2 separate regions of the Homo sapiens genome follow, and region 1 is linked to region 2. A link is a loop called in an ENCODE intact Hi-C map of the cell type or tissue named here. Cell type or tissue: IMR-90. All regions are shown on one strand. Each heading gives the region's core, and the rest is flanking DNA. Links, peaks and the distances in the headings are about the cores only.

Region 1 (16,647 bases), core at 4,534-12,533, 65 kb before region 2:
GAGACCAGCCTGGAAAACATAGCAAGACCTCATCTCTATAAAACCCATCGCATTTTCTAGAAACGCAGTTGTGCAGATTTGGTGCTCAATTGTTTTACAGTTCCATGCAAAGCGTCTTTCCCCAGATGTTGGTACAAATTGTGAAATGCTATTCACCAACTGAACTCTTAACCAGTGACATCTGCTGTAACTGTTTTCTTTGAGATTAATAAATGGACCTTTTTCCTCACTTGAGGGATTATCTCATAATGCCGAAGGTGAGCTTTAAAACATGTATCAAAATAATATTTTTTTTCTTTTTTTTTTTTTGAGGCTCACTTCATCCTCCGCCTCCTGGGTTCAAACGATTCTCCTGCCTCAGCCTCCTGAGTAGCTGGGATTACAGGCACCTGCCACCATGCCCGGCTAAATTTTTGTATTTTTAGGAGAGGTGGGGTTTTGCCATGTTGGCCAGGCTGGTCTCGAACTCCTGACCTCAGGTGATCCACCTGCCTCGGCCTCCCAAAGTGCTGGGATTACAGGTGTGAGCCACCATGCCTGGCCTAATGTAGATTTTCTGACATAGAAGCAGGTATTAATAGGCTTAGGATCAAACAAACCAATAGGGAAGCCTGTGGAATTATTCTATGCTAACAATGTAGCTTGGTCATTATAATAAGTAATTAGTATTTATGATACATCTGCTCTAGGCGCAGCCCCGTTGGAAACATTCAGGAAAGAAATATGGACATTGCCTAGCCTTGTAGGCACCTTTACTCCAAAATGGAAGAAATGTTCATATCAGTGGGGTTATTTATTTATTTATTTATTTATTTATTTATTTATTTTTAAATTTTAATCTATTTATTTAAGAGCGGGTTATGAGACTGGCTAATTTTTGTATTTTTGGTAGAGATAAGGTTTCACCATGTTGCCAAAGCTGGTCTCGAACTCCAGGGCTCAGGATTATAGGCCTGAGCCACCGTACCCGGCCCAGTGGGGTTTTTAAATAGAGAATATGAACATCCTTTGGAAAACCTCTTTGTCATTTTCCTCTTTATTAAAATTTTTAAATTTTTTATTGTAGGTTTTTATTGGGAGTGGGGCCCTGCAACATTTTTTTCCTCTAACTGTGCTGCCCACTGTCTGCTGATACCTCCTGGTCAGAATTATCTGCTGGGTCTCAAGCTATTTCAAGCATAGTTGAAGACAACATTCAAAGGATGACCTTGCATTTAACAAATGAAAACAAAGATACTAAGTGAGGTACTTTAAAAATGGAGAGAGTAGATAGAGATGCTTTCAGTACGAATTTATTTTTAGTGGCAATCTTTCGTCTTCCTTTAAAAACATGTGTAAAGATTAACTAATATTGTATTCCACAAAGACAGTTTCTAATGAAATTTTTACCCTAAAAATTAACATTTTCTTACACGTATTGCCACTGAGGCACCTGCACCTTTGTTGCAGGACAGGGCCTCTGGATACATGCTAACTTGTAAAATGGAGGCAGTGCCTTTCGGCCAAATGCCCAAAAATAATACAAGAAAACTTTGAAATCACCAACATTATATGAATAATTTAATAGTAAAATGTAGATAGTTGACAAGGATGGTTATAAGTAGCAACAGGAGAAAAAAAGAGGAATAAACCAAAAGGGAAGTAGGTCCCAGATAATTTATTAGCATAAAATGGTTCAACAGTAATATTATGAGCATTTACAGCCAGGAATTGTTACCGCATCCATGTTTTTCACCCAGTAAGGGATTCATTTTCAGCTTGGACCCAGTCTGGGAGTTTCTTTCTACCAAAAAGCCAAGGAATTTTTTAAAGTCTCTAATTTCTAGGACAGCAGCAGAACAAAGAGGCAGATGAGAAAGACACACCAAGTCAGAGACTGAACACTGCAGTGCTACAGAAATGTACAAAGAGTTGTTTGCCAAGTGTGATATGATGATACATGTATATGTAGGTTTTCAGCCATAGTACCTGGTTCATAACTCACAGTCTTTTGTTACAATGTTGGGGCACTTTAGGCCTCAGAAAATAGAATCAATCTCTCTCTCTCTCTCTCTCTCTCTCTCTCTCACCTTCTGCTCCCCTTCCACTCACTAAAGGCAGGACTCTAATCATCTCCCGCCTTTCTGATTACGGATCATAAACCCTCATTGCAAACAGGGTCCTGCCTCATACCCTGGAGGAAGCATGGCTGCACAGAGAGGTCAATCACACCTTGACACGGCTGTCCATGCTTCAATCATGCCTATACAACGAACATAAAAGGCCCAGACGGCAGGGCTCAGGGAGGTTTTGGACAGCTGAATATGTGGAGGTTCCTGGAGGGTGGTGTGCCCAGGGAGGGCATGGAAACTCCATACCTCTTACCCCATACCTCACCCTATGCATCTTTTCATCTGTATCTTTTGTAATATCCTTCATAATAAACTGGTAAACGTAAGTGTTTCCCTGAGTTCTTTGAGTCACTCTAGCAAATTAATTGAACCCAAAGAGGGGGTTGTGGAAACCCCAACTTGAAGCCAGTCAATCAAAAGTTCCAGAGGCCCAGACTTGTGAGTGGTGGAAAGGAGGGGCCAGTGTTGGGGACTGAGCCTTCAACTTGTGGGATCTACAGCTATCTCCAGGTAGGCAGAATCAGAATTGAATTAAATAAGAGGGAGGACACCTAGCTGATGTCCCCTGCTTGGTGTGTGGGAGAAAACCCCCACCCATTTGGTCACAGAGTCTTCTGTGTTGACTGTTGTTGTGGTATAACAGCAGAAGAAAACCACAGTTTCAATTTGTCCAAACACCAAGGGTAATAGACAAACTAACATTGGGTATTTGGCAACAGTAATTGGAAAAAAGCAAATTTAAGTGAACTTGATGGAGGCTCTATACTTGAAATTCAAACTCTGGAGGAGATTTTGGATCAAGGTAGAAAGGTACAAAGAAAAGGTGGCCGGGCATGGTGACCCAAGCCCGTAATCCCAGCACTTTGGAAGGCCAAGGCAGGTGAATCATTTGAGGTCAGTAGTTCAAGAATAGCCTGGCCAACGTGATGGAACCCCGTCTCTAATAAAAAATACAAAAATTAGCCGGGCATGATGGTAGGCACCTGTAGTCCCAGCTACTCAGGAGGCTGAGGCAGAAGAATCATTTGAATCTGGGAGGCAGAGGTTCCAGTGAGCCAAGATCACGCCACTGCACCCCAGCCTGGATGACACAGCGAGACTCCATCTCAAAAAAAAAAAAGGCCCAAGAGCCTCATATTGAGTATAATAAGCCATCCAAAGCCTAAATGTACCCATAAAGGATACCCTAACAGACATGTGTCCCTGGTAGAGAATCTGCAATACCATCTCAGAAGAACAGGCAGATGCTAAGAGGGATGCTAATAGAAAGTGCACCTCAGCGCTGCTGAACTCTGTCCCTGCCTCCACATTACCCCAGAAGAAGGGATGCAACACAGCTCCTCAAGCTCCAGACTGCAGCAGAGTCAGGAAAACAAAAGGGCTTCTGTTATCATGGAAAAACCTGAAGATGTCTCAACAATATCAGAGATACGCAGTGTCAGGAAACAGCCTCCCAAGCATGGGCAGGGGGCAGAGAAACAGCATGGCAACCGTGCAAACACACACCAGCCAAACAAAACAAAAGAAAACCAAGGGGGAACATCATATGGCATGCAGGAGACATAAAGGCAAATAATGCAACTAAGAAGAAAGCAAATCTCATGGAACAGAAGAAAATTCCTCACGAATGTTTGATGCCAGAGACTAACTCAATAAAAGTATAAATTCAGGCTGGGTGCAGTGGCTCATGCCTGTAATCCCAGCACTTTGGGAGGTTGAGGCAGGAAGATCACCTGAGGTCAGGAGTTCGAGACCAGCCTGGCAAACATGGTGAAACGCTGTCTGTATTAAAAATACAAAAATTAGCCAGCGTGGTGGGCACCTGTAATCTCAGCTACTTGGGAGGCTGAGGCAGGAGAATGGCTTGAACTTGGGAGGCAGAGGTTGCAGTAAGCTGAGATCACGCCACTGCACTCCAGCCTGGGCAACAGAGCGAGACTCAGTCTAAAAAAAACAGACAAACAAACAAAAATCATGAATTTAATAAGACAAAAGCCAAAATAATAGAATTGAAAGGGGAGCTATGGATCAACAAAATAAATTGAGGACCATCATTATTATAGAATCAATTAGAAAGAACCATGTACAAAGTAGATACTGCTGAAACTGTAATTGCTGACATAAGGAAAGACGTGAGAGTGAATACAGAACAAAAGACAAACATGAAAGCTATTAGAGAAGACAAAGATGATCCAGTGTAAGGATAATTAGGGTTCCTGAGGTAAAGAACTCAATGAATGTGAGGGAATGTAATCAAATATATCACACAAGTGTATTAATCCTTACATTTATGTTTGATTGATTTTTGACAAGGATGCCAAGACAATTTAATGGGGAAAGAAGACTCTTTTCAACAAATGATACTAGGACGACTGGATATCTACATACAAAAGGAAGAAGTTGAACCTCTATCTCACAACATATACAAAAATAAACTCATCGGGTAGGTGCAGTAACAGCCACCTGTGGTCCCAGCTATGCTGGAGGCTGAGGCTGGAGAAGTCTTGAGCCCAGGAGTTTGAGGCCAGCCGGGGCAACATAGCGAGATCTTATCTCTAAAAAATAAAACAAAAGAAAATCAGAATGTAAGAGGTAAAATTATTAAACTCTTGGAAGAAAATATAGGCATAAATCTTCAAGACCTTGAGTTAGGCAATTGGATTTCTTAGAAATGAAACCAAAAGTAGCGCAACAAAAGGAAAAATGTAGAAAAAACCTAACAGCCATGTCATGCGGTGGTAAAGAAACAACCTTCAGTTTCACTGTCTGGGTTCATGGCCTGGCTCCATCAATTATCTTTGTTGTCAATGGGCAAGTTTCTTAATTTCTTTAAGCCTGGTTCCTCCTCTGTAAAATGAGTATTATATATAGAGTCTTTGTCATAGGCTTATTGTGAGAGTTTGAGAGAGCAACAGTATTAGACATATACAATTTGAAAAATAAGTATTGGCCATTATTAATGACAAAAATGTCTTTATACAAAAGCAATATTTTAATTCTAGCAAGTTCCCCTAGATTTTATTGTTGCTACAACCAGTGAAAAAAGAAAAAATTTAAAAATTTTTAAAAAGGCAGATCCCTTGGGGAAAAAAAAATAATATTTGGTGCTGCTTTACTTAAGAGAGTCTAAGTATAGACAGAAAACTTGAAGTGTTCTTTTTTTTTTTTTGAGATGGAGTCTCACTGTTGCAAAGGCTGGCCTTGAACTCCTGGGCTCAAGAAGTGATCCTCGGCCAGGCGTGGTGGCTCACACCTGCAGTCCTAGCACTTTGGGAGGCTGAGGTGGGCAGATCACCTGAGATCAGGAGTTCAAGACCAGCCTGGCCAACATGGTGAAACCCCTAAAAATAAAAAAATTAGCTGGGCATAGTGGCGCATGCCTGTAATCCCAGCTACTGGGGAGGCTAAGGCAGGAGACTCCCTTGAGCCTGGGAGGCGGAGTTTGCAGTGAGCTGAGACTGTGCCACTGCACTCCAGCCTGGGAGAAGAGCAAGACTCTGTCTCAAAAAAAAAAAAAAAGAAGTGATCCTTCCGCCTCAGCCTGCTGAGTAGCTGGGATCACAGGCTCGTGCTACCACACCCAGTTTAAAGTGCTGTTTCTTATCATTAACTGAAAATTAATCAAAAGTTGAAATAAAACATTTCTGTTCCTTGGTTAATGAAAATAGAAAAAAAATTTTTTTTAATTATAATGTAAGTCAATAGGGTATAGTTTGTTTCAAGATTTTCAGCAACAGAGTGATTTAACTGAGGTAAAACTGTATTGTAAATACTACAAGTTTGGTGTTTATTTATTTATTTTAAAGAAGGGGTCTTGCTCTGTTGCCCAGGCTGGAGTGCAGTGGCATGATCATGGCTCACTGCAGCCTTGAATGCCTGGGCTAAACAATCTTCCTAGCTCAGCCTCCCCAGTAGCTGGGACTACAGGAGTGAGCCACCATTTAATATTGTTGCTCTCTCAAACTCTCACACCTAAACTCCACCACCCAACTAGAGTTTGGTTTTTTTGTTGTTGTTTTTTAGAGATGGGGGTCTCACTTTGTTGCCCAGGCTGGTCTCAAACTCCAGGCCTCAACAGATTCTTCTGCCTTGGCCTCCCAAAATACTGGGATTACAGGAGTGAGCCACCGTGCTGGGCTAATATATTTTTTAATGTACTTAGTGCAACACCTGATGACAGAACTATGAAATGATACCTCAAAAGATGCATTTCACTGAATGCAATTTACTATTAAAAGCCCATATGCTGAGTTCCCAACTAGGCATTGCGAAATGACACCATTCATCAAGAAGGCTTTCAAACTTATGTATGATGAGAACACTGGGTCAGGGCTCTATCATCTGAGGAAGGGACAATCTAGACATGGATCAATATCTATCTGCAGAGCATTATCTCCAACACAACAGTGTCCGATGGCAGGGCTGTATGTCTCATCTGCACATTTCCACTGCTCCCCACTTCTCCCGAGCTCCTCTATCGGTAGTAGTTATTTTGGGAGGAGGCCTAGTTTATCCAGAGCAGAGGATTTGTTTTCTAGTCAGCAGATGCTTTCAAGTTGTAATTTAACTGTCAATGAAAAATAAATAAAAGGTGTTGCAAATTCTGTAAGATCTTAGCAATTCATGGAAGCTCTGTTGTTATTGAATGTATCTCCCTCTCAGTTGCCTGGGGAACTGCATTTTAATGTCACACATCAAGCAGCTCTTTCCTGAATGTAATTGTAGTTTTTCTGATGTCATGGTTAAAGCTGTTCAAATGTTTGGCTTCTGGCAAATATTTTCTAACATCATTCATGACAGTGATGGATCTGAAGCAATTTTAATACATTTTTAAATCTCACTAACTTATTAAATAACCAGAGAAAGAATCGTATATAAATTGAAAATATATTCATTACCAGAAGAAGTGTCTAGGAAGATACATGTGAGTCTGTAATGATATGAGGTTTTCATGACTATGATTGGTTCATTGCAGGATAGCATATTAGAGGCCAGGCACGATGTCTCATCAGGGTATGCCATATACCAAGATGAAGCCCTATACCAGATGGACCATTGGTTTCTACAAGTCACTGCTAGATGCCTACCCCAATATCATTTCTCCCCTTCTTTTACTAAAGGATCTCCAACTCAGTTCAGAGAGGCCTGGACTTAGTTCAATACACTTGGACTTGACTTTAAAAAAACACACACGCATTTTCAAGTTCCCTGCAGTTACAATGGCCACATGACATAGTTCTGTCCAATGAGTTATCAGTAGAAATTGCTGGATGGCACTTCTGGGAAAGGCCCTTAAAAGGGGGCAGATTGGTTGCTTTTCTATGTCTAAGGAATATGATAATTAATATTGATATAATATCTGTTTATACCCATCTTGTCCCATGAGAAAATTCTGAGTTAATGTGCAGTTCTGCTCAGGTATTAGATTAACATTTTCATAAGGAACCCTAGTGACAAAAACTGTTGAATTTTAGGCCGGTAGGGAGGTGTTTTTGAGCAGGAAAGCCTGAGTGCCCCTCAGTTTCCAACATACAAGAAGTCCTAGGCCAGGCGTGGTGGCTCATGCCTGTAATCCCAGCACTTTGGAAGGCTGAGGTGGGCAGGCCACTTGAGCTCAGAAGTTCGAGACCAGCCTGGGCAAGATGGTGAAACCCAGTCTTTACAAAAAATACAAAAAAATTAGCCAGGCATGGTGGCCCATGCCTGTAGTCGCAGCTACTGTTTAGCCAGTGAATGGAGCTGGCTTTGGCTTTCATGAACAATAAGGTGTGGGGAGGATGAGATTTGGAATGAGAGGATGAGATTTGGAGGATGAGATTTGTCTAATTTTATGCAATTAGACAAAGGGGTACATTCCAGCACAGCAGTGAGTAAGTCCTAGGTCTTGGGAAATAGCACCCTGTAGGTCTGTATATTTGCAAAGTTGTGGAGAATCTAAAAGGAAAATTGTATAAACTTTCCTCTCCAAGGCTAACTCATTTTCTTTAACTCACTGGTTTAATTTGACCAGTTTCATTCCTTTTGGCTTTCACACCTGTCCAAATCTGCTTGTCTCACTTTTATTATATATATAATATTATTATTTTAAAAAATAAAACATACTTCCCAACTGGTGAGCTTTTATACATATGCATATATAAATATGCAAAATGTTCTTATTGATCTACATAGGCAGTTGTAAATTTTATTTTATTTATTTATTTTTTTGAGATGGAGTCTCGCTCTGTCACCCAGGCTGAAGTGCAGTGACGTGATCTTGGCTCATAGCAACCTCTGCCTCCCAGGTTCAAGCCATTCTCCTGCCTCAGCCTCCCGAGTAGCTGGGATTACAGGTGCATGCCACGATGCCTAGCTAATTTTTTGTATTTTTAGTAGAGATGGGGTTTCACCATGTTAGCCAGGCTGGTCTGGAACTCCTGACCTCAAGTGATCTGCCCGCCTCAGCCTCCCAAAGTGCAGGGATTACGGGGTGAGCTACCACACCTGGCTGTAAATTTTAATAAATGGGTTTGGAAGATACAGTTTAATTAGAAGATTAATGAGACCTTCCAGAATGTTAACACAATAGGAGCGTGTGTTTGAACAGTACACGCCAAACTTCAGTCATTCAAGTACCATCTGGTTCTCTGATTGTGCCTATTTCTGAGGATATTTTAAAAGCTCCAGGATGTACCCCATACAACCAAAAACTTGGAGGGAAGAACAGCAATGTTCCCAGCCTTGTATGTTGTAATCACCAACCTTAAATACATTCCAACTATGAAAGAGAACAGGCCTTTTTGTGGCCAGGCTGGGGAATGGCATCCAACTGATCATAGATCAGATGGAAATCAAGAAATGATCAGAAAGCAAAGAAACTCAACCCTCACCCCATTGTCCCCTCATCACACTTCCTCAAGCCAAGTGAGAAAGACACAGCTAAGTGTTGGGCTAATCCTGTCCTTACATGGAAATCTGAGCAGTGGCAGAGAGTGAGAGGAAACGGAGCCTTTGTAAAGAGACTCGGAAAGTCACTGGTTCTGATTTTGGCAAAGGTGCAGAAGTAAAACAATTTGGCATTTATACAGGCCTGCGTGGAACCCTAGTTTAGTCACTTATTAGAAGCTATGTAACCTTGGACAGATCCCTTAACTACTCTGTACATCATTTTTGTCCTCTAGAAAATAAGCTATCTGCTGAGTGCAGTGGCTCATGCCTGTAATCCCAGCACTTTGGGAGGCTGAGGCGGGAGGATCACTTGAACTCAGGAGTTCAAGACCAGCCTGGGCAACATAGCGAGACCCCTGTCTCTGCTAAAAATAAAATTAAAAAAAATTTAGCCAGGCATGGTGGCAGCTGCCATGAGCTGTGATCGTGCCACTGCACTCCAGCCTGGGCAACATAGCGAGACCCCTGTCTCTGCTAAAAATAAAATTAAAAAAAATTTAGCCAGGCATGGTGGCAGCTGCCATGAGCTGTGATCCTGCCACTGCACTCCAGCCTGGGTGACAGAGTGAGACCCTGTCTCAAAAAGGAAGGAAGCAAGGAAGGAAGGGAGGGAGGGAGGCAGGCCGCCAGGCACTGTGGCTCACACCTGTAATCCCAGCACTTTGGGAGGCCAAGGTGGGAGGATCACTTGAGGTCAGGAGTTCAAGACCAGCCTGGCCAACATGGTGAAACCTTGTCTCTATTCTCCACTAAAAATACAACAATTAGCTGGGTGTGGTGGCACACACCTGTTAATCCCAGCTACACAGGAGACTGAGGCAGGAGAATTGCTTGAACCTGGGAGGCAGAGGTTGCAGTGAGCCAAGATCGCGCCACTGCACTCCAGTCCGAGTGACAGAGTGAGACTCCACCTTGAAAAAGAAAAAGAAAAATGGGACTAATAATACAATAATACCATCCTTGCAAAGTTGTTAAAGTGATTTCTAAAAATACAATGTATATTACATGATTCCATTTATATAAATTTCACAGACACTTTGGGAAGCCAAGGCAAGAGGATTGCTTGAGTCCAGAAGTTCAAGACCAGCCTGGGCAATATAGTGAGACCCCATCTCTATAAAAAATTTAAAAATAAATAAATAAATAGTCAAAAACAGGGAAATCAGTCTGTGATATTGCAAGTTAGGATAGTACCTATCTTTGAGGGGAGGGGAGGGTCTTGCTTGGGAGAGGCACCTTGTGAACTTCTGAGGTATGGGCAGGGACTTGGAAGAAAGGGATACGGGGCTTCACTTTGTGATAGTTCGCTGAGATTTACATTTATGTTGTGGGCACTTTTCTGTATATAAATATACTTGAATTTTGTTGAAGTTGAAAGAAATAACACATATAATGGCTTAGCACTGTGCCCAACATATTCTAGGTGCTTGGTGAATGACACTTGTTATTTGTCATTCATTCTAGATGCCAAAGCCTGTTGGAAGATGTGTAATTGAGAAATCAGTAAGAATGAAATCCAATTTTAAAATTTCCAATAGTTTGTGTTTCTATAACATGTCATTGACATCCCATGTGGAAATTTGAGAAGTATTATTAGAGAGGGGTGTAACTGGAAGCTGTGAAAATTCACATCTGAGGGCACAGAGAACAGGCTCCATTTTGCTGTTATGTAGACTTCCTAGTTCCTGTGTCCCATTGGAGATGCTCTGAAACCTTTTTCTCTAGTCTGTGATCCACCCACCATTTAGGTCTGCATGTGTCCATTTTAAATTAAAATTGAGTTCCCACTATGTAATTTTCCCACTGAAAAGCTGGGGCACGCAAAACCCTGTTGATCTCATCAAATCCTGATTAGTGGCCCTGTTTCTTGAAAATCATGGAAGAAGGCATTTACAATGAAATCCTCATTTTCATTTTTTTTTATTGTCTCAGCTTTTTTTTTTTTTTTTTTTTTTTTTTTTGAGATGGAGTCTTGCTCTGTTGCCAAGGCTGGAGTGCAGTGGTGTATCTCGGCTCACTGCAACCTCCGCCTCCCAGGTTCAAGCGATTCTCCTGCCTCAGCCTCCCAAGCACCTGGGACTACAGACATGCGCCACCACGCCCAGCTAGTTTTTGTATTTTTAGCAGAGACAGGGTTTCACCATATTGGCCAGGCTGGTCTCGAACTCCTTACTTCGTGATCCACCCGCCTCCGCCTCCCAAAGTGCTGGAATTACAGGTGTGAGCCACCATGCCTGGCCATTTGAATGTTAGTAATTGGAAGATTCCACAAAATAGGGTAGAGAATACCCAGAAACATACTTACCTTTGACTCTTAACTGTCCTTACCCTCTCATCCAAGCTTCTCAGACTGACTCCTTGTAATGTGTCTAGACTAAACTGAAACTTTACCTGTTGAAAATAGACAGTTATCAAGGAGCAAAAACAGATCTTTAAACAAGCTTTGAAGATTATCTTAATGGGGCTTAGTTTACACCCCAGGGTAAAAGTGGATCTGATCTTTGTTATCAGCTGAAAGGAACAGATCAGCATAAGCTGTCCAACTTAATTTTTTTTTTTTTAGATGGAATTTCACTCTTTTTGCCCAGGCTGGAGTGTGATGGTGCGCGATCATGGCTCACTGCAACCTCTGCCTCCCAGGTTCAAATGATTCTCATGCCTCAGCCTCCCAAGTAGCTGGGATTACAGGCACCCGCCACAACGCCCGCTAATTTTTTGTATTTTTAGTAGAGATGGGGTTTCACCACGTTGGCCAGGGTAGTCTGGAACTCCTGACCTCAGGTAATCCACCCCCTTGGCCTCCCAACGTGCTGGGATTACAGCATGATTACACCAACGTGCTGAGATTACAGGCATGCGCCACCCACTAAGCCCGGCCCCAACAGAAAGAAAAGAAAAGAAAAGAAAAGAAAAGAGAAGAGAAGAGAAGAGAAGAGAAGAGAAGAGAAGAGAAGAGAAGAGAAGAGAAGAGAAAAGAAAAGAGAAAAGAAAAGAAGAAAAGAAAAGAAAAGAAAAGGAAAAGGAAGATGATTCGTGGGGAGAGTGACAAGAAAAATTAGAAGGAGACTAGTGGGAAATTGCATTTATAATCATGGCGTCTGGGAAGTTTCCGAAACCCCTTGGGAGGAAGTGTTGTTATTTCCATTTTGAAGAGGAAGAAACTGGTTTTTACTTGCAAAATATCAGTAATTTGTTCAGTAAAAGGCTGCCCTCCAAAGCCCCAGCTGGACCAACCCACCATCCTAGCCCCCAGGGGAAAAAAGGAGAGTCAAATGAACAGCAATGTCTCTTTCCAGAGCTCCCTTCTGAAGATCCAGGATTGACAACCAGGAGCCCAGTTGCTCACCTGGAGCTTTCTTTCACACAGTCAGCCTACTCCCTATTGCCTTGTTCCAAGACCCCAGCATCAAGCCAAATTCTAGCCGGTGCCCACCCATTTCCATATCATCAATATCCACTTACACTTTTGTCCAGAGAGATCGACTTGTGGCAAATCTCCTCTTCCATCTTCCCTTTTTTTCTTTTTTTTTTTTTCTTTTATTTTATTATACTTTAAGTTCTAGGGTACATGTGCACAATTGGCCTGCTCTGTCTTTACCAAAAGAAAGTCATCAGCCTCAGGCATCCCATATCTTTCTATGATACACTGCCCCAGGCACCCTGTGAAAGTAGCAGTTCAGAATGTTGCTATCTGCATGGGGAGTAACAATAACAACTGAGTAATGTATTCATTTGCAAGTTAAGCTACTCTCAATTCTTTGCTTTCACCAAAACTGAAAGAGCGTCTAATCATATTGTCAGCTAATAGATCATGTAAGATTATTTTTAATACATTATGTAATTTTTACAGATATATACAATTTTTCATAGAAGCAAGGTAAATAATAACTCCTGCTATTCCCATCTATTCAGTACTTTTGTCTTTAAAAACAAAAATTGGAATAGAATTGATTATGAATATTTTCTCATTCTAGCAATAAACAATATTTATCCATGGCTTCATGAATGAAGTGGGAGGCGAGACCAGTTCTTTTTGTTAAGAAATGGGTTTCCAAAAGAATTGTACTGTTTAGTAAATATAAAATTTTGTGACATGTTTATTTTGTTGTGATACAATATATACTACTAAAAATGAAAAGATAATCCAGAATAACTTCAATAATACTTTAGAGCCTTATGGTCTCAGAAACTAATTCTTAAATTTAAGTTTATACATAAATTCTTTTTGTAGAGAGGCTCATCTGAGACAATCAATAAGAGAAATTTAGATAAAGTTAGGTAAAGGAAAGAGAAATACAAACAAGAAGAAAAATGAAAAAAAGGAAGAGCTTACTCAATGATTTGTATAACTGGATGATGGTAGGGAACAAAGTGCTATAGTATTTACATTCCATTGACTATTCTAAAAATGTGTTATAGTTTTGTTTTAAAGTCAATATTTAGAAGACACTGCAAATTATACCTTTAACAATTATTTAATCTTATAGAACTTTTAGTTATCAATCTATCAATGAGTGTGTGAGGCAGAGGAGGGTAGAAAGAGGACACATAGATTTCTATAATTCTTTTTTTTTTTTTTTTTTTTTTTGAGACGGAGTCTCGCTCTGTCGCCCAGGCTGGAGTGCAGTGGCGCAATCTTGGCTCACTGCAAGCTCCGCCTCCCGGGTTCACGCCGTTCTCCTGCCTCAGCCTCCCGAGCAGCTGGGACTACAGGCGCCCGCCACCACGCCCGGCTAATTTTTTGTATTTTTACTAGAGACGGGGTTTCACCATGTTAGCCAGGATGGTCTCAATCTCCTGACCTCGTGATCCGCCCGCCTCTGCCTCCCAGAGTGCTGGGATTACAGGCGTGAGCCACCACGCCCGGCCATGGTTTCTATAATTCTTTTGGAGGTACCTGAGCAAAAAAATGTTTGGCGACAGCCATTGTGGGATTTGGAGACTCAAGTGGCAGAATCTATCCTCACTTCCCTAGACTTGCATGCTGCAGTACAGTAGCCACTAGCCATGTGTGCCTGCTGAGTGCCTGGGACACGGTTAGCCTGAATGAGATGTGCAGTACCTATAAAACCTATACCAGGTTTCAAAGACTTTGTATTAAGGAAAAAAGAACCTAAAATATCTCAGATAATTTTTATACTGATTACATATTAAATGATAATATTTTGGATATATTGGGTTAAATAAAATGTATTATCAAAATTAATGTCACCTATTTCTTTTTTATGTGACAAACAGACAATTTTAAATTACATACCCATAGGTGGTTTCCATTTGTGGTTCATATGATATTTCTTTTTTTTTTTTTTTGAGACGGAGACTTGCTGTGTCATCCAGGTTGGAGTGCAGAGGCGCGATCTCCACTCACTGCTGCAACCTCCGCCTCCTGGGTTCAAGCAATTCTCCTGCATCATCCTCCCAAGTTAGCTGGGACTACAGGCGTGCACCACCACACCCGGCTAATTTTTTGTATTTTTAGTAGAGACAGAGTTTCACCATGTTGACCAAGCTGTTCTTGAACTCCCAACCTCAAGTGATCTGCCTGCCTTGGCCTCCCAAAGTGCTGGAATTACAGGCGTAAGCCACTGTGCCCGGCCTCATGTGATATTTCTGTTGGACAGCGCTGTGTCTAGACAAATGTTTCTCAGACCTCAGAAATTCCTGTAGCTCTTCAAGATTTTTGCAATATCTGCTTTACTGATGGTAATATTATGGAATTATGAAATTATTATTTTTCACTTTATATTGACTGACATTTTAAAGTTATTTTAAAAGGAAGCTATAGATCATGGACTTAATATATTAGCTCAAGTTGTTAATACACATTAAATATATAACTCTTGAAGTTTTAAAAAAGTCTGTCTCTCAATATATCTCTGAAACCATGACATGCTGCGGTAGTAACAAGCCAACTATACATTGGGAAACCTTGCCCTGGACAGGGGAAGAGGGATTTAGAGGGAATTTCTAAATTGGGTGGTGGAAGCTGTTGGCCCACTCGTAAGCAGTGCTATTCCTGGCCACCCACAGCTATGACCTTGGGAGCAGCTGTGAGACAGCAGAATCTGAGCTTCAAAGGAGGAATGGAATTGCATGCCTTAGGGAGACCCTAAGACAACTCTAAGAAACATTTAGACCACGAGCATCTCGGTGGCCATCAGATGGACTGAATAATAAAGATCTTTGTCTGTTTTCCATACGTCCCAAAAGCAGCCTCCCAACTCCTCATTCTGGTGTTGTCCTCAAAGGAAAGATCGCCCTACCCCGACACATAGGCTTTGAAGTCAGGTTAAATTTGATTTAGAAAACTAATATGAGTCTTACCCCAAGATTGTGGAATAAAATTCAGACCCCTTAAACATATCTGCAACATGGGTGCCATGATCCCCATATATATATAAAATGAAGCTCAGATGGCTTAAGTGACTTCCCAGCGTCACTACAGTTAACAAGCGACAGCCTGCTGGCTCCAAATCTGGAAGCCTTGTTATACCCATTTGCTCCTGCTTTTTTACAACAGGCATCACGGATACAACAGAGACATGACTCTGCCCTCCACACACTTGAAATCTAATTGGGACCCCAAATATTTTTCCCTATTATATATTAGGAAAACACCAGAAAATGTTTTCACTGGCAAACATAAATCCAGTTCCCACAAATGGAATCTAAGGCCATGTTCAGCATCCTTCTGTTCCTACAAACTCCTTGTTGTTATTTATTTTAATTTAACATTTAATAGAGACAGGGTCTCATCATGTGTCCCAGGCTGGTCTCAAACTCCTGGCCTCAAGGGATCCTCCCAACCCAGCCTCCCAAAGGGCTGGGACTACAGGCAAAAGTGACCATGCCCAGCCATTTATTTTATTTTAATGCTTTCCTCTGACCACAAGGAAATGATCATTTGGCAGCTGTGTTAACAAGAGCCCAGGCCAAAGTCTGACAGACCTGGCTTCCAAATCCTAGCTCTGCCCTTTACTGTGTGACTTTGAAGAAATCCTTAATCTCTCTAGGCTGCAATTTCCTCACTTGCAAGAAGGAAAAAGTTGTTTTAAAAAATTAGAAATAATGTATGCAGGCCAGGCACTGTGGCTACACCTGTAATCCCAGCACTTTGGGCGGCCGAGGCGGGCAGATCACTCGAGGTCAGGAGTTTGAGACCAGCCTGGCCATCGTGGCAAAACCCCGTATCTACTAAAAATACAAAAATTGGCCAGGTGTGGTGGTGCACCCTTGTAGTCCCAGTTACTCAGGAGGCTGAGGCACGAGAATTACTTGAACCCAGGAATCGGAGGCTGTAGTGAGCCAAGATGCACTCTAGCCTGGGTGACAGCAAGACTCTGTCTCAAAAAAAAAAAGAAAAAGAAATAAAAGAAATAATGTATGCATGTATGCAAAAGGCCTTGGTAAATATACGTAAGTGATAATATTATGATGATCATAGCAAATAATCATCCCTTATTCTTTTTTCTCAAAATCTTCCATCAGCTTTAATACAAAACAGGAGCAAGCCTTTCATCTAAGGAAGAATAAAAAAGGCTAAATGGCATTTGTGTGGCTGCACCTGTCTGTTCACTTACTTAGTGTCACCGTTTTCCTAGAATCAATA
Region 2 (16,647 bases), core at 5,193-13,192:
AAAATTTACTAACATGTCATAAAAACTACAAAATTTAAAAAGTTTTCAAAAGTTAGTAACTTAGAATAGTAATATTATAATAGCTGCCTTAATCATATATAACAAATATCTCTTTTTAAAAAAGTGTTTTAGGCTTGACTAGGCATAAAGACTATCCCTACATGCATTTCAAGAATAGAAAAATTCCTTCTCACATCTCACTTGATTTATTTTTTTTGAGACAGGGTCTCACTGTGTTGCCCAGGCTAAAGCACGGTGGTGTGATCACGGCTCACTGAAGCCCCAACCTCCCAAGTTCAAGCAATCCTCCCACCTCAGCCTCCCAAGTAGCTGGGACTACAGATATATGCCACCATGCCTGGCTAACTTTTGTATTTTCAGTAGCGATGGGGTTTTGCCATGTTGCCCAGGCTGGACTCGAACTCCTGGGCTAAAGTGTGCCTCCCACCTTTGCCTCCCAAAGTGTTGGGATTACAGGCGTGAGCTACCCTGCCCAACCTCACATCTCACTTTATTAAATGACAACCACTAAAAGTGAAATCAGCTCTCTTCATATTTTCCTTAGCAAACTACCACTTTTAAAACATAAAAATTGTACCATTAATACCTGTCATGGAATCCATGTTATCACCAAGATAAATGCTGATGAAGCTGCACATGGAACATACTCTAAGGTCAACCACATGCTTGGCCGTAAAGCAAGTCTCAAAAATTTTTTTTAAATTGAAATCATACCAAGCATATATTCTGAGACCATAGTAAAATAAAAATAGAAATCAATACTGAGGATCTCTCAGAACCACACAAATTACATGGAAAGTAAACAACATACTCCAGAATGACTTTTGAATAAACAATGAAATTAAGCAGAAATTGAAATATTCTTTGAAATAAATGAAAACAGACACAACATATCAAAATATATGGGATGCAGCAAAAGCAATGTTAAGAGGAACGTTTATAGCACTAAACACCTATATCAAGTTAGAAAGATCTCAAATTAACAATCTAACATTGCATCTAGGGAAACTAGATAAACGAGAACACACTAACCCCAAAGCTAGCAGAAGAAAAGAAATAACTAAAATAACAGCAGAACTAAACAAAATTGAGACTAAAGAATCCATACAAAGGATCAATAAAACAAAAAAAATTGATTTTTTGAAAGGATAAACAAGATCGATAAACTCCTAGCTAGATTAACAAAGAAAAGAAGAGGGAAGCTCCATATAAGCACAATCAGAAAATGGCAAAGGTGACACTACAACTGATTCCACAGAAATACAAAAGATCCTCAGAGACTATTATGAACACTTCTATGTGCACAAACCAGAAAATTTAGAGGAAATGGGCTCACACCTGTAATCCCAATACTTTTGGAGGCAAAGGTGGGAGAATCACTTGAGGTCAGAAGTTTGACACCACCCTGGGCAACAAAATGAGACCCAATTGCTACAAAAATTTTTAAAGATTAGCCAGGTGTGGTGGTGTGTATCTGTAGCTCCAGCTGCTCAGAAGACTGAGATGGGAAGATTAATTGAGCTTGGGAGGTTGAGGCTGCAGTGAGCCATGATCATGCCACTGCACTCCAGCCTAGGTAAGACCTTGTTTCTATTTATTTATTTATTTATTTTTGAGACGGAGTCTCGCTTTGTTGCCCAGGCTGGAGTGCAGTGGCACGATCTCGGCTCACTGCAAGCTCCGCCTTCCAGGTTCACGCAATTCTCCTGCCTCAGCCTCCCAAGTAGCTGAGACTACAGGTGCCCACCACCACGCCCAGCTAATGTTTTGTATTTTTAGTAGAGACGGGGTTTCACCGTGGTCTCGATCTCCTGACCTTGTGATCCGCCCGCCTATGCCTCCCAAAGTGCTGGGATTACAGGCGTGAGCCACCGCGCCCAGCATTAAGACTCCGTTTCAAGAAAAAAAAAAAAAAAAGAGAGAGAGAAAGAGAAAGTCCTCAAAAGCAATTGCAACAAAAACCAAAACTGACAAGTGGGACCTAATTAGACTAAAGAACTTCTGCACAGCAAAGAAAATCTAGAGGAAATGGATAAATTCCTGGAAACATAAAACTTCCCAAGACTGACTCAGAAAAAACAGAAATTCTGAACAAACCAATAATGAGTTCCAAAATTGAATCGTAATAAATAAAAAACCTATCAACCAAAAAAAGCCCTGGACCAGAAAAATCACAGCTGAATTCTAGATGCACAAAGAACTGGTACCAGTCCTACTGAAAATATTCCAAAATACCAACTCCTCTCCAAATCACTCTATAAAGCCAGCATTATCCTGATACCAAAATCTGGCAAAGACACATCAAAAAGAGAAACTACAGGCCAATATCCTTGATGAACACAGATATAAAAATCCTCAACAAAACACTAGCAAACCAAACCCAACAGTACTTTAGGAAGTTAATACACCACAACCAGTAGGTTTTACTCCTGGGATGTAAGGTTGGTTCAACATATGCAAATCAATATATGCAATTCACTGCATCAACAGAATTAAAAACAAAAACCACATGATCATCTCAATAGATGCAGAAAAAGCTTTCGATAAAATTCAACATCCTTTCATAATAAAGACCTCCAACATACTAGGCATTGAAGGAACATAACTCAAAATAAAAAGAGCCATCTATGGCAAACCCACAGACAACACCATATGAATGGGAAAAAGCTGGAAGCATTACCCTTAAGAATTGGAATAAGACAAGGTTGGCCACTCTTTTCACTCATATTTAACAGAGTACTGAAAATCTTAGCCAGAACAATCAAGTAAGATACCAAAATAGGAAAAGAAGTCAAATATCTCTCCACTGACTATATTACTCTATACATAGAATTGCTAAAGGGCTCCTAGATAAAAGACTTTGGTAAAGTTTCAGGATACAAAATCAATATACAAAAATCAGTAGCATTTTTATACACCAATAATGTTCGAGCTGAGAGTCAAATCAAGTATGCAATCCCATTTACAATAGTCATACATGTACATAAAATACCTAGGAATATATCTAACCAAGGAGGTGAAAGATCTCTACAAGAACTACAAAACACTGTTGAAAGAAATCACAGATAACACAAACAAATGGAAACACATTCCACACTCATGGATTAGAAGAATCAATATCATTAAAATGACCATACTGTGTCTGCAGCAACCTTGGTTTGCATCGAAGTCACAGCACCAAAAAAAAAAAAAAAGAAAGAAAGAAGAAAGAAAAAGACCATACTCCCCAAAGCAATCTATAGATTCAACACTATTCCTATCAAATTACCAATGTCATTTTTCACAGAATTAGAAAAAACTATTCTAAAATTCATATGGAACCAAAAAAGAGCCCAAATAGCCAAAGGATCTAAAACAAAAACAACAAAGCTGGAGGCATCACATTACCCAACATCAAACTCTACTTCAAGGCTAGTGAAAAAGAACATGGCACTGGTGCACAAACAGAAACACAGACCAGTGGAACACAATAGGGAACACAGAAATAAAGCCACACACCTACAACCAACTGATCTTTGAGAAAGCTGACAAAAACAAGGAACTGGGAAAGGAATCCCTACTCAATAAATGGTGCTGAGATAACTGGCTAACCACATGCAGAATGAAACTGGACCCTTAACTATCACCATGTGCAAAAATTAACTCAAGATGGATTAAACACTTAAATGTAAGACCTCAGAATATAAAAATCCCAGAAGAAACCCTAGCAAATACCCTTCAGGATATTGGCCTTGGTAAATATTTCATGACTAAGTCCACAAAAGCAATTGCAACAAAAACAAAAATTGACAAGTGGGACCTAATTAAACCAAAGAGCTTCTGCGCAGCAAAAGAAACTACCAAGAGTAAACAGGTCAGGTGCAATGGCTCACATCTGTAATCCCAGCACTTTGGGAGGCCAAGGCAGGAGGATTACTTGAGCCCAGGAGTTTGAGACCAGCCTGGGCAACAAAGGGAGACCTGTCTCTACAAAAAAATTTAAAAATTATCCAGGTGTGGTGGCATGTGCCTGTAGTCTTGTGCAATCCCATTTACAATAGCCATATGCACACACACAAAATACCTAGGATATATCTAACCAAGGAGGTGAAAGATCTCTACAAGAACTACAAAACACTGTTGAAAGAAACCATAGATGACACAAACAAATGGAAAGACATTTGCAGATCCTGAGGTGGATCACTGAGCCCAGAAAGTCGAGGCTGCAGTGAGCCATGATCTCATCTCACCACCGCACTGTAGCCTGGGTGACAGAATGAGACTCTGCCTCAAAAAAAAAAAAAAAAAAAAAAAAGACATCCCACAGAATGCAAGAAAATGTTCGCAAGCTATGCATCCAACAAAGATCTGATATCCAGAGTCTATAAGGAACTTAAAAAAAAATCAGCAGCAAAAAACAAATATCCCCAATAAAAAGTGGGCAAAGGACATGAACAGACACTTTTCAAAAGAAGACATACAAGGCTGGGAACGGTGGGTCACACCCATAATCCCAGAACTTTGGGAGGCTGAGGTGGGTGGATCACTTGAAACCAGTAGTTTCAGACCAGCCTGGGCAACATGGCAAGACATGTAATCCCAGCACTTTGGGAGGCCGAGGCGGGTGGATCACGAGGTCAGGAAATCGAGACCATCCTGGCTAACACAGTGAAACCCTGTCTCTACTAAAAATATTTTAAAAAATTAGCCAGGCGTGGTGATGGGCGCCTGTAGTCCCAGCTACTCAGGAGGCTGAGGCAGGAGAATGGGGTGAACCCGGGAGGCGGAGCTTGCGGTGAGCCGAGATCACACCACTGCACTCCAGCCTGGGAGACAGAGTGAGACTCGGTCTCACCAAAAAAAAAAAAAAAAGTTGGCCAGATATGGTGGCTCATGTCTGTAATCCCAGCACTTTGAGGGGTGAGGCAGGCAGATCACTTGAGGCCAGGAGCTCGAGACCAGCCTGGCCAATGTGGTGAAAACCCATCTCTACTAAAAATACAAAAATTAGCTGGGTGTGGTGGTGAACGCCTGTAATCCCAGCTACTCGGGAGGGTAAAGCACGAGAATCTCTTGAACCTGGGAAATTGCACTACTGCACTCCAGCCTGGGCAATAAAGCAAGACTGTCACAAAAAAAAAAAAAAAAAAAAAAAAAAAAAAAAAAAAATGCCAATGAGGCATATTCACTTTCATCCATCAGTTTGGGAATTCTTAGTACTGTCGGTATGAGTTGTCAAAAAAGAGAAAAAAATCAGGCATGGTAGTGGGCACTTGTAATCCCAGATATTCAGGAGGCTGAGACAGAAGGGTATCACTTAAGCCAGGAGACCAGCCTGGGCAACATAGCAAGACTCCATTCCAAAAAAGAGAGACAGAAAGATGGTGAAATGCCTAATATAGGTTAAGTGTTTATTAGATATTGGTCAGAGTGAAGCAGAACATCATTAGAAAGACTATAATCTATATCTACTCTGATAAATATGGTAACAGGTCAACGGGGCAAAGACTGTCTAAACCTGTTCTGAGTAGTCTATATAAGGCATTCAAACACGCCCATCATGAGTAGTGCTCTCGCAGCTGATTTATTAAAAAGCATTAATTAATCACAGAATGATTTATATATATATAGAACTCTTTCAACTTATGTACTCCGATTTATTTATTAGAAAAGCACTGGAAAACCATGACTGCACACTATAAATACCACAGGCAAATTTCATATTTTCATAAAGTCATTTAAAAAGACGAAATCTCTTTTTGAATGCTTACTAATAATCATCCACTTAATTTATAGTATAGCCTTTTAATCAGGACATTCTTGAAGGGAGATACTAAGTAGAAGCTAGACCCTAGGGTTTAAAAATTTTATAAATATCTTCCAGTATTATCAAATGCCCACTAGAGTAATTAGAAAACAAGTAAGTGACAATGTCTAGTATTCTTTTTCAAACTACTCAGGCCCCTTTCTTGTGAGATTCAAATACCCTCCCTTCTTTTTTTTCTGACTATACAATAAAAATACAAATGTTTTTAGGGTTCTAATTTTTTTGAACATACAATTTCATTTATTTCTTCCTTCTCTCCTTTTATGATTTTATAAAAAATCTAGTTTTCACCACACAGTATGAGGTGGCAGTGTGAATACCTCAAGTTTGAAAGAATCTTGTGGCAATTCTGTCATAAATCTCTATTTACAAGAATCACTACTTTACTAGTCATGCAAAATGAAAAAGAGCATGTGCATTCACAAAAGATGAGTCCAGGTACATATATATGTACATTAACAAAATTAGAAGAAACACTGTGAGAAATGTTAATTGCCTAAACATTTTTTTCTAAAATGTCCTGTTTAAAAACATTTTACAGCTCACTTTATTGATTTACACATAGTAAGCAATTATCACAAAGAAAAAGGAAATACTGAGTAGGATTTTATTAAGTTACTTTCTAAGCCACATTTACATCAAAGCAGAGCACCAATTCGCATTTTTTTATCCTTTCCTTAGCTTTAGAGACTTCAACTAAAAAGATGTTTTCTCTGTTAAATATCCCCGTCATAGAAGAATTCAAGGAAAAAACAAACACATTTAAACTGCTAATTTGGTGGGTTTTGATGACGACGGAGTTTCCTGGAAACTATGTGCATAAACCACCTGGAAGAGGAATTTAAAAAAAAAAAAACAATGAAAAACCTGGTTTACTAAAAAGACAAAAGTGGCTGGGCACAGTGGCTCATGCCTGTAATCCCAGTACATAAGGAGGCTGAGGTAGGCAGATCGCTTGAGCTCAGGAGCTCAAGACCAGCTCGGGCTACATAGCAAAACCTCGTCTCTACAAAAAAATACAAAAAATACAAAAAATTTGCTAGGCATGGCAGCATGGACCTGTAGCTTTAGCTACTCGGAAGGCGGAGGACGGAGGATCGCTTGAGGCCAGGAGGCAGAAGTTGCAGTGAGCTGAGGTCACGCCACTGCACTCCAGTCTGGGCAACAGAGAGAGATTCTGTCTCAAAAAAAAAAAAAATTACTTCAATTTGTTTTCAAATTGACCACAAAACCTGTTTTGTTTTGTTTTTTTTTTTTTTGTTATATTAAAGAAAGAGTTTAAAAATGCCAAAATAATCAGGCGTGGTGGCTCACTCCTGTAATATCCCAGCACTTTGGGAGCCAAGGCCGGCAGATCACCTGAGCTCTGGAGATCGAGACCAGCCTGGGCAACCTGGCGAAACACTGTCTCTACTAAAAATACAAAAAATTAACTGGGCATGGTGGCACATGCCTGTAATCTCAGCTACTTGGGAGGCTGAGGCATAAGAATCACTTGAACCCGGAAGGAGGAGGTTGCAGTGAGATGAGATTGTGCCACTGTACTAGCCTGGATGACAGAATGAGACTCTGTCTCGAAAAAATAAATAAAAATGCCAAACTGGAGAAAACTAGGTCGTGTCCAGATTAACCTTGCCCCAGCCAGCAAGTTTTGCTTTTTCTTCTGTGTTGGACCGGACTGTCTTCTGCATTTGAGGGGACTTTGCTCACATCTCTTTTAAAGCACTTATTTGGGAGTAGCATAATGACTTTACAAGCCTACCTCTTCCAGGCCACAGCCTCATTTATCTTTGTGTGGTATAGCACATCTAGTCGGTACTATAATAAATGCTAATTCAGTGAACACAACTAGGAAAAATGTCTAGTTTTCAAGCACATTAAATAACTCTTGTTTTGAAAAACTAAACAGAAAAAGAAAGAAGGTCTCTGTTGGTAGAGAGCAAATTAGACTGTAACACAGCAAAATTTATTAACTCTCAGTTATGTATTAACCAGTAGTGTCATGAAAAAATCTTTAGAAGAAACAATACTTGGTAAACTGAAGTTCAGCTCAAAGGGGGCAGGGATGACATTAATACAGATCAGTAATTTCTCATATTCATAATTTTTTTTTTTTTGAGACAGAGTTTCCCTCTGTTGCCCAGGCTGGAGTACAGTGGCGCAATCTCGGCTCACTGCAACCTCTACCTCCCAGGTTGAAGCGATTCTCTTGCCTCAGCCTCCCAAGTAGCTGGGATTACAGGCATCTGCCACCAGGCCTGGCTAATTTTTGTATTTTTAGTAGAGACAGGGTTTCACCATGTTGGCCAGGATAGTCTCAAACTCCTGACCTCAGGGTGATCTGCCTGCCTTGCCCTCCCAAGGTGCTGGGATTACAGGCGTGAGCCACTGCACCCAACCTCATATTCATAATTAAAGGAAAATAGGAAAATTTTATATTGACTTAAATTAATGCTTTTTTTTTTAAAGAGACGGGGTTTTGCTGTTGCCCAGGCTGTCTGCAAACTCCTGGGCTCCAGTGATCCTCCTGCCCCTGTCTTTTAAGTAGCTGGTATTCAGGTGTGCACCGATGTGACACGCTCTCAAATGAATTTTTAAAAATTATTTTTCACAAAATGTACTTTCTTTTAAAGGATCTCTGAACAAAAAGAAAGCATAAATACCACTGAGTTGGGTTAGAAAATGCATTTAAAGTTAAAAGAATAAAGAAAGAGGTATCACTAAGTCACTTCATCTTCACAGAAATTCTGTGAAATGGGTACACTGTGGTTTTAGAGATGAGGAAACAGTGGCACAGAGCCAGGGCTACTGAACGAGGATTTCAGCCAGGATACCACAAGCAGGCAGTGTCACTCGAGAGCTCGAGCTCTGGACCACTAGGCCACATTGGCTTTCCAGAGAAGCATGTGATTTGCTATCTTTATCACAAACAATGAGAGCAAACAGAGGCATTAAAAATGCAAATAAATATGAAGATGAATTTCTTTATTTCCTTTTTATTTTAGAGACAAAGTCTCCTTCTGTCACGCAGGTTGGGGTGCAGGGGCTGTATAACCTTGAACTCCTGGGTTCAAGTCATACCCTTACCTCAGCCTCCCGAGCAGCTGGGACTACAGGCATGTACCACCATGCCTGGCAGGGTCTCTCTATGTTGCCCAGGCTAGCCTCAAACTCCTGGCCTCAAGTGATCCCCATGCTTTGGCCTCCCGATGTGTTGGGATTACAGCTGTGAGTCACAAAGCCTGGCCAAAAATGAATTTCTTGCTAGCCAAAATAGGTAAGGCTCTTTAAACACAACAGCAGGCTACTAAAAAAGTGATTGCAGAATTTTATTCCCCGAACTTCCATGTACCGCTATCCACAGAAAGGAAATGAATCATCTCTAAATATGCCAACATGTTAAGCAAAACTGGTGTGAAAAGTACAGTAAGCCATACTGAGAAGTGTTGCTTCCAATCTTTGAAAAATATTTAAGGCTATATACCAAAAAATAAATAATAAATAATAAATAAATAAATGTTCTACAAGGGTGTACCAAAAAAAAAGAAAAATATTCTTATTCAAGTTTATTATTCCAGCATAAAGCCAGGAAAATATGAAAATATGAAAACAGTCTGCAGTTATCAATTTATCACATAATATACAAATAAATACATTTCTATCAACAGATTTTTTAGTGTATCTTCTCAGTGCTTCAAATGCCTACTGTATAAGATTCCCCTCAGTAATTCAATTATTCTACAACAAGCTGGTCTTTATAGGAGAAGTATTTATTCTTTCAATCTACTTATCAGCTAACTCCCTTTGTTCCTATATTTTAATACAAAAAAATAAGGTTGTTTTTTTTTTGCCAATAAATAGATGTGTACTCTCTACCAAATTACTTTAATCTTTTTGGACCTTAGTTTTCTCATATGTAAAAATTGGGGAGAAGTGCTGGGGGTGAAGAGAGACAGCAAATAGACCAAAAGAACTTGGTAGTTCCCATTCTTTTATTCCTGTAGGGCTGCTGAGCTATTATAAAGTGTCTAGGAATGCACACAAGCACCATGAATTGTCTGTAGACCAAATACAAAAATAGTTTCCACTTTACATACTAAAATTTTCACATGTATGCAGATAACGTGATTTGTAAATACAATTTTATATTAAAATAAAATTTTCAGGTCTACAGAAGCTTATGTTATCATGCCTGTAATCCCAGCACTTTGGGAGGCCAAGGTGGGAGGATCACTCGAGGTTAGTTCAAGAAAAGCCTAGGGAACATAGCGAGACTGTGTCTCAATAAAGAAATATTCTTTATTAGCTGATACTAAATGTAGAGCTACTAGAGCTACTATTATTTGGAGGCATGAACTGTTCAACATTTAAAAAAGGACTCTTGTTCAAGTCCAGCCTGGATAACGTAAGGAGACCCTGTTTCTAAATAAATAAATAAAAAGGGCTCTTATATTTGAAAATGTCAGGAGCTACTAGTATAGACGGTTTCTAAAATCCTTCTAAGTGTAAAAGCTGTAATTTACAGTCCATTATTTCTTTATCCATTATTGAATATAACAGTTAAATGTTACCAGCTGTAATTATCGTAGTTTTTAACAAGTTAAAATTCTTTACAAATCTTAAATAAAAAGCAAGTAAAAAATGTGTTCCAAAGGGTTGTGTGGAAAAAAAAAAAAAGCATGTTAAGAAAAAAAAAGCCAGCTGGATAAATTACTAAGGGTGTGAAAACTGCAATTGATGAAATACTTGTAATATTAAATGAAATGAAGAAGCAAAATTGTTCATTGCAGATGACTAATTTCATATATTGCAAATAAATAATTTCATATACCTCTAAGATAATGACATTCACTAACAAAATGAATAATCTTACTTGAATAAGCATTAGGCAGAATAGTAAAAATCCTCATAGGTTCAAACCTTAACCTACTATTAAGATAGACTGTGAATTCTTTAATTCAAATTACTAAACTAACTAGATTCCTGAAAATGGACATGCAAGAAATCACTGAGAACAACCTACACTATAAGAACTACTAAAAATAGTGAATGTGGCTTGGCATCTGGCTTATACCTATAATCCTAGCACTTTGGAAGGCTGATGCAAGAGGATCAGTTGAGGCCAGGAATTAGAGGTCAATCTGGGCAAGATGGTGAGACCCCATCTTTACAAAATATTTTTAAAAATTAGCCAGGTGTGGTAGCCTGTGCCTGTAGTTCTACCTACTCAGGAGACTGAGGTGCCAGGATCACTTGAGCCCAGGAATTCAAGGCTGCAGTGAGCTATGACTGCACTACTGCACTCCAGCATGGGCAAATGAGTGATACCCTGGCTCTAAAAAAAAAAAACCGTTAATGAATATACTTCTTCTGATACTAAATATGTCAATATTTAGAATGTAATATTCAGTGATTACAACTGTAAAGGCAAAACACACAGAAATAACCACCAATTCCTCTGTAGTTCTCTACTAATTCAATTTTGCATCCTCTGAGACTATATGTCTTTTCTTCTCAAACATCCCACAATGCCAACCACTGTCTCCAGAAATAACTGAATTCTGCTTCATGATCTGCCAACAAAACAGAAGCCAAAAACAGAAGATAGGAATTTGTTACCTTTTGGCTACCAAATCTATCTGCATTTGTGCCTATTTTTTTCCCTTTCCAGAACTGATGAAATGTCTATTTTCCTATTTTAGACAGGTGATCTAAAAGCTACTACTTTTTTTTCTTTTTTCATTCCTTTCATTGGCTCCTTCTTTTAAATTATCAATCTTATCTTCTTTACTAAATTCATTGCCAAAAGATTACAAAAATGCTATAGAGTCACCTAAGCTAAAAAATCCCTTCAAAGACTTTTTATCCTCCTTTAGGTGCCACCCCAAATCTTTGCTCCTCTTCACACCAAAGTTCTTTTTTTTTGAGATAGGTTCTCTGTCGCCTAGACAGGAGTGCAGAGGTGTGATCATGACTCACTGTAACCTCAACCTCCTGGGCTCAAGTGATCCTCCCCTCTTAGCCTCTCAAGTAGCAGAGACTATAGGTGTGTGCCATCATGCCTGGGTAATTAAAAAAATTTTTTTTTGTTGAAACTGGGTCTCACTATGTTGCCCAGGCTGGTCTCAAACTCCTGGCCTCCAGCATTCCTCCCGCCTTGGGCTCCCAAAGTGTTGGGATTACAGGCGTGAGCCACCTCGCCTGGCCCAATAGTCAAATTTCTTGATAAGAGTTATCCACATATTCTACTTTCATTTCTTTACCTCCCATGCCCACCCCAATCTGGAATTTAACATTTTATCACTTTTATCAGAGTCACCGTTAACCTCCATGTAGCCAAATTAAGAAGTCTTCTTGAACTTAACTTCTGGCCTTATCTGATTTAGTTTATTGAATTGCTGCTTTGTTTAAAAATTCAATTTATTTAACTTTTGAACTAGTAATTCAAAGTTACATGCTCAATTTACATGCTCAAAAAGTATAAAAATGAATACAGAGAAAAGTCTCCTATACTATCCACTGAGTTTCTCTCCGTGAGGTAACTATTATTGTTAGTTTCCTTTTCATTCTTCTAGGAATTCTTTTGCGTATGTAAAGCAAATACAATTACATATTCTTATTCTTTCCCCACTTTTACACAAATGGTATTTATTTCACTTAACACATCTTGCAGATTTTTCTATATCATTATATAGTGTCCTCATCCTTTTTAACAGCTTTGTCAAGATATGATTCACATAATATTGAGTTCACAGAGAATGTACCAGCCATATCATATGGTAAGTATACAATTCAGCCAGGCACAGTGGCTCATGCCTGTAATCCCAACACTTTGGGAGGCCGAGGCGGGAAGATCCCTTAAGCCCAGGAATTTGAGACCAGCCTAGGCAACATGGTGAAACCCTGTCTCTACAAAAAGTAGCTGGGTGTGGTGGTGCGTGCCTGTAGTCCCAGCTACTTGGAAGGCTAAGGTGGGAGGATCGCTTGAGCCCAGGATGTCACTGAAGTGAGCCTGAAGTGAGACATAATCGGGCCACTGTGCTCCAGCCTGGGTGACAGAGTGAGACTCTGTCTCAAAAAAAAAAAAGACATAATTCAGTGGTTTTTTTGTATATTCACAGAATTGTGCATCTATCAACACTAATTTCTGAACATTTTCATCACCCCAAAAAGAAATCCCATGCCACACCCAGCCAATGTATCATTTTATACATATGCCAGCAGCAGTACTTCCCAAACTTTAATGTGCACACGGATCAATATAAAATACTATTAGTCCAGGACCAGGTACGGTGGCTCATGCCTGTACTTTGGGTGGATCACTTGAGGTGGATCACTTGAGGTCAAGAGTTCAAGACCAGCCTGGCCAACATGGTGAAACCCTGTCTCTACTAAAAATACAAAAATTAGCTGGGCATGGTGGCACATGCCTATGTAATCTCAGCTACTGGGGAGGCTGAGGTAGAAGAATAGCTTGAACTCAAAGTGGAGGTTGTAGTGAACTGAGATCACGCCACTGTACTCCAGCCTGGGTGACAGAGTGAGACTCCACATAAAAAAAAAAAAAAAAAAAAAAACTCAGCTGGGCGTGGTGGCTCATGCCTGTAATCCCAGCACTTTGGGAGGCCGAGGCAGGCAGATCACAAGGTCAGGAGATTGAAACCATCCTGGCTAACACGGTGAAACCCCCTCTCTACTAAAAATACAAAAAAATCAGCCAGGCGTGATGGTGCGCACCTATAATCCCAGCTACTGGGGAGGCTGAGGCAGGAGAATGGTGTGATCCCGTGAGGCGGAGCTTGCAGTGAGCTGAGATCACGCCACTACAATCCAGCCTGGGCAACAGAGCGAGACTCTGTCTTCTATTAGTCCTTCCTCCTATTACGATAATTAAGCAAAACATCTCAAAAAGCAGCTTAATTGTATATTTCAATTCTCAATTGAATATATATTGTTTTATTTTCACTTTAACTTTTATATTTATTGTTATTTTATTAAAATAAAAGACAGTAATAAAAGGTGAAATGCCATGTTTAATCAGAATTCCTCTCCCTGTGTGGCTGAAATGATGGTAAGGTCATCCTAATTATTTCTATTTTGTTCAACATGTTTCAAGTAAAGCAAGTGACTGAAAACTTCAGAGTGAATATGAACAAATTCCTAATTTAGTGACTATGGAAAGCAAGTAATTGGACTAAGATAAAAGACAAATACACTTAAAGGGCCTCATAAAAAGAATTTCAACATACTTTTTAAAAAGAGTCAACTTTAGACTTCTTTTAATAGCCCACCTTAGTTGCTGGGGATTTTCATGGATACCAACCACCCAGTAGTGATCAGATTTTCCTTTGCAGTGCTCTCTTGTATTACATATAGGAGTCCACGTATTACCAAGTCCTCTGTTAAGCATTCGAACAATTCCTTCTGAATCCACGTAACAAGGGGTACCTAAACACCAACAGAAAAATCACTTGGAGACATAGCTACATGTTGTTAAAGGAACCCTATTTCAAATATATTATACATACCAAGGATTCAACTTTGCTTTCAAAAGCAAAACACAAAACAGAAGCAAATAATCTAAGATTATTACGTAAAATTTCATTAACCATATAAAGTAAGACCTAACTAAAAAAAGAAAAAACATTGGATTTGATATGACTAAAATTTACACAAATAAAGTGAAAAAACTGAGTTTCAGTGAAAACTATGCCACCTGCTGGAAGATAATAATAATTTCATTTATTTATTTATTTATTATTATTATTTTTTTTTTCGAGATGGAGTCTTGCTGTGTACCCAGGCTGGAGGGCAGTGGCGCGATCTCGGCCCACTGCAAGCTCCGCCTTCCAGGTTCAAGCCATTCTCCTGCCTCAGCCTCCCGAGTAGCTGGGACTACAGGCACCCGCCACCACGCCCAGCTAATTTTTTTTTGTATTTTTAGTAGAGACGGGGTTTCACCATGTTAGCCAGGATGGTCTCAATCTCCTGACCTTGTGATCCACCCGCCTCAGCCTCCCAAAGTGCTGGGATTACAGGCGTGAGCCACCGCGCCCGGCCGATAATAATTTTAAAGCCAATTTTAGTAAAAAATTAAACATGAATCAGAAGGCTCCCGCTTGAGAAACATTTAGAAAAATGACCAAAATCTGATACAAAGTGATCTTTACGAAATTTATCTTTAGTACTCTTCTTCCTCTCTCTTCTTTTTGTTGGCCTTGTCACTACTCTGTCCCCAACTACTAGGTAAGCAATTCTTACCTCGTAAAACAGGGAAGCATTCTTGTTTTCCACCTATTCTGCTTCCAACTCAGGAAATCTGTGGCAAATTACCTGATTATCCCTTTTCTTATCTGTGGCTTCACACCCCCCTCACTCTGCAAACATTAGTTTCCGCAGGGTCTGGATCTAATTGGTACTTCGGAGAAAAAAATCTATACAAATGGAAGTTATCAATGGTTCATATTATTAAAGCCTGAATGACTAATAGAAAACACATTTAGAAATGGTTGATATTTTAAAGACAAAGTGGAGTTTCCAGCAATGTAAATGAAGAACATGAATCTCCAAAAAGAGAAATATTTAAGTCCCCATGAGACAGAGATGACAGGTGATTTAAAATAAGGTACTCCTGGGCCAGGTGCAGTGGCTCACTCCTGTAATCCCAGCACTTTGAGAGGCTGAGGCAGGTGGATCACCTGATGCCAGGAGTTCAAAACCAGCCTAGCCAACATGACAAAACCCCATCTCTACTAAAAATACAACATTAGCCAGGCGTGGTGGTATGTGCCTGTAGTCCCAGATACTCGGGAGGCTGAGGTACGAGAATCACTTGAACCCAGAAGACAGAGGTTGTAGTGATCTGAGGTCACATCACTGCAGTCCAGCCTGGGTGACAGAGTGAGACTCTGCGTCAAAAAAACCACAAACACAAAAACAAATAAAATAAAATAAGGTACTCCTCAGTGTCTTTCAAATCATCTGTCATAAGCCTCTAGAATTTGGTCTAAAATAGCACTTATCCAAAAGAAATATCATGTGAGCCACAAGTGTAATTTTTAATTTCCTAGTGCCACATTAAAAAAAAAATGGCTACATACCATGTATCTGAACAACAAAAAAAAGTTAAGTGAAAAAATTTAGGCTGGGGGCGGTGGCTCACGCCTGTAATCCCAGCACTTCAGGAGGTCGAGGCGGGTGGATCACATGAGGTCAGGAGTTCAAGACCAGCCTGGCCAGCATGGTAAAACCCTGTCTCTATTAAAAATACAAAAATTAGCCGAGTGTGGTGACGCAAGCCTGTAATCCCAGCTACTCAGAAGGCTGAAGCAGGAGAATTGCTGGAACCCGGAAGGCAGAGGTTGCAGTAAGCTGAGATCGCATCATTGCACTCCAGCCTGGGCAACAGAGCAAGACTCCTAATTTATTCCTTAAAAAAAAAAAAATTTTAAATAGAGATGGGATCTCACTATGTTGCCCACTCTGGTCTTGAACTCCTGGGCTCAAGTGATCCTCCTGCCTCGGCCTCCCAGAGTGCTGGGATTATAGGCATGAGCCACCATGCCCAGCCAAAAAAAAAATTATTTTTAAAGAAAAAAAGGATGAAGTTAATGTTAATAATACATTTTATTTCATCGAAGATATCTCAAATATTATCATTTAACATGTAATCAACATAAAAAAATTGATTTTTATATCTTTTTTCATGCTAAGTCTTCAAAATCCAGAGTATTTTACACATACAAGCACATCTCAGCCATATTTCAAGTGCTCAACAGACACACATACTAGTTATTGTAGTAAACAGTGAAGCTCTAGAA

What was found. Peaks named below come from ENCODE experiments on the same cell type or tissue, not always from the same donor. Only the 100,000 strongest peaks of a DNase experiment are listed, where the experiment ranks them.
Region 1: a loop joins it to region 2, with 2.6 times the contacts of the local background. A loop is called at or near these places in 9 of 110 quality-filtered maps.

Annotation. Positions count from the first base shown.
Region 1 is chr14:54,903,574-54,920,220 of GRCh38, forward strand. No RefSeq gene overlaps it. Among named protein-coding and RNA genes, the nearest start is that of GCH1, 9.1 kb to the left of the region's middle. In IMR-90, for the core only: no CTCF peak of the experiment used is centred there; no DNase peak of the experiment used is centred there; H3K27me3 peaks cover 166 bases.
Region 2 is chr14:54,967,422-54,984,068 of GRCh38, forward strand. WDHD1 (WD repeat and HMG-box DNA binding protein 1) reads right to left here. Exons shown (of 26, transcript NM_007086.4): 16 at 14,119-14,275. Among named protein-coding and RNA genes, the nearest start is that of WDHD1, 51 kb to the right of the region's middle. In IMR-90, for the core only: no CTCF peak of the experiment used is centred there; a DNase peak (open chromatin) is centred at 9,150; H3K27ac peaks cover 195 bases.